Regions from separate parts of the Homo sapiens genome. Here region 2 is linked to region 1. Evidence: chromatin contacts called from ENCODE POLR2A ChIA-PET data. All regions are on one chromosome and are shown on one strand. The core of a region is the stretch at or near the end of the contact, and the rest is flanking DNA. Distances in the headings are between cores, read along the strand shown. Region 1 overlaps CEMIP2 (cell migration inducing hyaluronidase 2). Region 2 has its middle 27 kb from the start of CEMIP2.

Evidence for each region. ChIA-PET counts read pairs that join two places held with the same protein, here RNA polymerase II (POLR2A).
Region 2: POLR2A ChIA-PET joins it to region 1 with 16 read pairs in activated T-cell. The contact joins two enhancer-like sites. POLR2A ChIA-PET finds 5 or more read pairs at or near these places in 6 of 52 experiments (HEK293, MCF 10A, OCI-LY7 and 2 more).

What each region holds. Positions count from the first base shown.
Region 1 is chr9:71,741,204-71,743,903 of GRCh38, forward strand. All of the region lies in intron 4 of CEMIP2 (cell migration inducing hyaluronidase 2), which reads right to left. Among named protein-coding and RNA genes, the nearest start is that of CEMIP2, 26 kb to the right of the region's middle. RefSeq lists an enhancer at 2,631-2,700. Within about 2 kb of position 1,293, at least 5 of the 41 ENCODE cell types and tissues checked have a DNase peak (open chromatin) inside an H3K27ac peak, as active enhancers do.
Region 2 is chr9:71,794,094-71,796,793 of GRCh38, forward strand. No RefSeq gene overlaps it. Among named protein-coding and RNA genes, the nearest start is that of CEMIP2, 27 kb to the left of the region's middle. RefSeq lists enhancers at 1-224, 225-773, 1,310-1,399. Within about 2 kb of position 1,443, at least 5 of the 41 ENCODE cell types and tissues checked have a DNase peak (open chromatin) inside an H3K27ac peak, as active enhancers do.

The DNA of each region.
Region 1 (2,700 bases), core at 43-2,542:
TTTTTTTTTTGAGATGGAGTTTCGCTCTTGTTACCCAGGCTGGAGTACAATGGCGCAATCTCGGCTCACCGCAACCTCCTGCCTCCCAGGTTCAAGCAATTCTCCCACCTCAGCCTCCCGAGTAGCTGGGATTATAGGCATGTGCCACCACGCCCGGCCAATTTTGTACTTTTAGTAGAGATGGGGTTTCTCCATGTTGGTCAGGCTGGTCTTAAACTCCCCATCTCAGGTGATCAGCCTGCCTCGGCCTCCCAAAGTGCTGGGATTACAGGTGTGAGCCACCGCAGCCAGCAGAGATTTCTTAACGTTCCTAAATTAAATCAAAGCTGTAGAATCACTATCCAACAGATTTTAAATTTTATATACTATATGTCTATTTGTTGACAGCAATGTGTTTGAAAACACCATTATTTCTTTTTCTTTTCTGGTTTTTTTTTTTTTTTTTTTTTTTTGAGACAGAGTCTCACTCTTGTCGCCTAGGCTAGAGTGCAATGGCGTGATCTCGGCTCACCACAACCTCCACCTCTGGGGTTCAAGCGATTCTCCTGCCTTAGCCTCCCAAGTAGCTGGGATTACGGGTGCCCACCACCACACCCAGCTAATTTTTGTATTTTTAATTTTTAGTAGAGACAGGGTTTCACCATGTTGGCCAAGCTGGTCTCGCACTCCTGCCCTCAGGTGATCTGACCTCCTTGGCCTCCTAAAGTGCTTGGATTACAGGCATGAGCCACCACACCCGGCCTAAAAACATTTCTGATACTAAATATCTGAGAGACATGCTCAAACTTGTGACCAAAAGCAATCAACGCAAAGGGACAATTTTTAAAAACCAGAAAATCTGCTTTAAGACTCCTGGTTTAAAACACGAAAAGAAAAATGTCAACTTCCCACTCTAGAAAAAAAATAACAAATGTAATCTGTGTCTGACAGATGGCTAGATATTCACAGATAAAAGTTAACCGAAGCATGCCTACACCCTTACAAATTCCACAGCCGCCCCTGTATGGATTAGCTACTCTTTGGACGACAATGCTTTGTAGCTTGTTTTATACCACTTGATAAAGCAGAAAGAATCAAATAAAGAATGTCTCAATATATTATCTCCTATTTGGAGAAGAAAAGAGAGGAAGAATTATCACAGGCTTCCTTTCTTTACCAGAACTGCCTCAGCAACTATAAAACAATGTTCTTTCTCTTCTATCGACATTATCTCCAAAACACTCCTACTTCCCTCCTCCACTTGAGGGAAAATTTCAGCGCACCAGAACATTATCTTCAAAGGCCTATGTGTTTATGTACATTGGAGATAACGTCAATGCAATGGAACGCTGGCAAAAGATCACAACTCTAAGTTCTCTATGAAATCAAGAGCAATATTTTAAAAGGAATTTAGAAACCAGTAGGGAGAGGAACCTAAGAAAGTCAAAATGGTCACAGCTAATGATCATGCAAAACTAGAAACAATAGTAGCATGAAGAAATACAAGTTGTAATCCCTGGCATTACTGGATAATGAAACAAAGTAGGTATCTAACTTAGAAAAGATCATGCTTCCACTCCTAGGTTTATATATTATAGAAATACATGCACATGTACATTAAGAGATGGATCAAGGAACATTTAAGGAAGCAATTTTGTAACAGGTCCAAACTGGAAAGCCACTCAGATGGCCACCAATAAATAAACTGTGGTATATTCATACGACAGAAAATAAACAGCAAAGAAAATGAGCCTCGGCCGGGCACATGGCTTATGCCTGTAATCGCAGCAATTTGGGAGGCTGAGATGGGAGGATCACTTGAGGCCAGGAGTTTGAGACCAGCCTGGTCAATAGAGTGAGACCCCCATCTCTATTTAAAATTAAAAAAGAAAAGAAAAGAAAATGAGCCAGCACTACATGCAACAATATGAATAGCATTCAATAACATAACACTGTGCAAAGAAGCCGGACACAAAATATAACATTGTCGGCTTCCATTTATATAAAGTTGAAAAACAGGCAAACCTAAACTTTAGTAGATCCCACAGATTCAGGAGCATGGCTCCCTTCGGTGGGGAAGAGAGTGATTAATGCATAGCAGAGGGGAGGAAGGGAACTTCTGGGCTGCTGGCAATGTCCTATTTCTTGACCTGGGTGGTGGCTACACAGGCATCACATTGCGGCAACTTATTAAGCTCTACATTGTTATTTTTGGCACTTTTTTGCATGTGTATCATATTTCAAAAACAAAAACCAGAAAGAAAAAAAAACCCTTTGAGGTTTTGCACATGGAATTCCCTTGGTCTGAAAAAGCTTTCTTCTCCACTGTCTACACAGCACGCTCCCGAACTTCTTTCAAGTCTCTTGCCTTTGGGGAGCCTGTACTGATTCACTAGGCCAATTGAGAGGCTCCTTCTGTTAATACTCACGCTCCCATTGCACCCTGTAACTGCAGCATGTCTCACTGTATGATCATCATCTATTTAGGTCTCTGTTTATCCACTAGATTAACCATGGGCTCTGAGACAGTGTCCTTTCGTCTAAGCATCCATGGGTATCCAGCACTTAGCATCTCCTAAATATCCCCTACATGAATAAAAGCCATTTCTAAAATGTTACAGACTGTTTTTCTTCACTATTTTTTGTCTTTCTAGCCTGTTCTAGAATTGCTGTAGGTAATACCCCATTCCAACAACCTACTATCAAAGGAAAAAATAGTAA
Region 2 (2,700 bases), core at 193-2,692, 53 kb after region 1:
CAGACACAGAAAATGTTTCTATTCTTGAGAATGAACTGCTGGCCCTTCCAGAATGAAAGGGGCCCAATGTAGTCAACTTCTTCCCTAGTCTCTGTTGCTGGCAGCTGCACGTTTTGTAGTGGCAGTCTTGGTAAATGGGAATCCACAATGCTTGTTCCATGAGTGACCTCAATCTCTGCTACCACGGTCACTTGATTCGTGTGTCTATCATGCCAACACTGGGGTGGCCAATGACAGAGATGTCTGTCAGTCAACTGGCTAGGACATTTTGGCTACTTGGTTTTTAGTGACTCTTTTGAGGGTGCTCTCTGGTGGATGTTCACATTTTATGCACTTTATGCTCATTCCCGTATGTCTATCCACATCCCTCTCCCCTAGACCTCCAATCTTTTTCCCTCCAAGTCCCAAATCAGCTGACCAGACCATTTGCCATTGCTCATGAGTTTGTATATATCCTAACCTCAAGCTACTTCTCTTTCCACACAAAGTGGTTAGCCAAGTGCCCTCCTCAAAGCACTGCCTATTGGGAGGATTTTCCCCTGCCACTGTCTCTCAAGACCACCTTTGAGCAGACTGTGGAGAAGCTACCATCCACTTCCAGCTTGCACTCATACATAGGGCAGAGCAATCTACAAAGCAAGCTCAAATTTCTCTTTTTTCAACTTGCAATGAAGAATCCCCCATTCAGCTATGAGGGCGCAGCAATGGGAAAACAGTGGTAGGTACATTGGCAGTCTGCGCTGCTGCTCATGCAGCTTACTTCTGCCCTCTGGTCCTGCTTCTCTTCAGTCCGGCAGCACCTTCATTTTAGGATGAATTCCTGCTGGTGTCCCCTTATCTTATAACTTGGTTGATTTGCCCCAGATCACAATGAGAAGTTTCACTGCCTGGTCACTTGGCAACCATTGGCAGGCTTTCTGTCTCTACCAGAGCCTTGTAGCATGGTAGGAGTAGTTTTTCCAAAGGCATGTGATTCTCCACCAGAGATGGCATAGCCTTGCTCCAGATTCCCAAGGCCTTGAGTTGTGATTCTTCCACTGGCACTTGCCACAAAACCCATATAGCATCTTTCTCTCTTTTTAATCTACCTATCTGCACACTGAACACATAGCATCTTTTCTCATAACTGATACCTCCAATGCAAGTGTATCTGCAGGATCATATGGCCCAAGCGACAGGGCCCAGACCTGCTGCGGAGCCTTTTCTTGCGCTAGGTCCTATGTAAGCTTGGCAGTCTTTCATGTCACTGAGTATATGAGCGGGAGCAGTAATCAAAATATGCACATGGCTACAAATTTTCATCTATTTTTGCTAAACATAATGTGAAGGTGGTTGAAAGCTGGATGCCCCAGGAAGAAGTGCATCAATTTACATGTAAGATCTCGGCTCTGAGGGAAGGAAACACTAGAGAACCCTCCTCTCAAAACCACCTATGATTGCTTTTTCCTGAGGCATGCAAAAATCAGACTTTCTAGTTGATTAGCCAGGCATGAAGTTCTATCTTGACAAGAAGAAAGTACATCCTGTTGTCTTCTTGTCTCGATCTCAAATGTGCTCTTGCCAGATATTAATACATTGCCTTTCTTTAAACACAGGAAGTGGGTAAGGCAAATTTTCTCAAAGGCTCAGAACGGCACAATATTTCTCCCCTTTGCTTACATGCAGAAGATATCTGAGAATATATCTAGCCAATATGTGTAAAGTTTTCATTGACTCAAGCAAGCAGAAGAGTTCAGACAATAATAAGGCATCCTAATTGTTCTAGTGTAAAAAAAAGCTCTGCACTTATTTGCGGTTATTTTTTAAAAATCCACTTTGGAAAATGTGCAGAAAATTTCAGGCTTGGCTAATGCTCTTTTTCCATCTCATGTCCTTTAGCATATGACTCAAGTTTTCCATGTTATCATAAGGTAATTTTGCTATCTTTCATTTATTAGTGTTTATTATTAATTACTTATTATTATAATATAATGCCAATATAATCACACTTAATACTTAGAAAAATCTAGTAAAGGAGGCTGTGTCAGGGATCTACAGGACCACTCCCAGGTTAGTGATTTGCTAGAAATCTAAATATAATGACATTCATGGCTAAAATTTATTACAGTAAATAGATGCAAAGAAAAATTAGCAAAGGGAAAAGGCACATGGGCGAGGTCCAGAAGTAACCAAGCACAAGCTTCCAAGAGCCATCTCCCAGTACGGTCCCCTCCCAGTACAGTCCCCTCCCAGTAGAGTCCCAAAGGACATGCTTGATTCCTCCAGCAATGAGTTGTGACAACACATGTGAAATGTTGTCTACAAGGTGAGATAGGAGGTGGGACTCTGGAGGTGATGCTCAGAAACTGGACCAGATTGAGGACTAGCTAAAACAGGGAAGAGATAAAAATACCTCTCTGTAAGACATGCCCACAAGAGTGCCATGTCAGTTTACCATTGCCATGGCAACACCCAGAGATTTCTGCCCCTTTCCATGGCAATGACCCAATGACTCAGAAGTTACCACTCTTTTTCTAGAAATTTCTGCATAATCCACCCCTTGATTTGCATGTAATTTAAAGTGGGTATAACTATGACTGCAGAACTGCCTCTGAGCTGCCACTCTGGGCACACTGCCTGTGGGGTGGCCTTCTCCACAGAACCAGTACCTCTGCTGCTGCTGTACACTGCTGCTTCAATAAAAGTTGCTGTCTAGGCCAG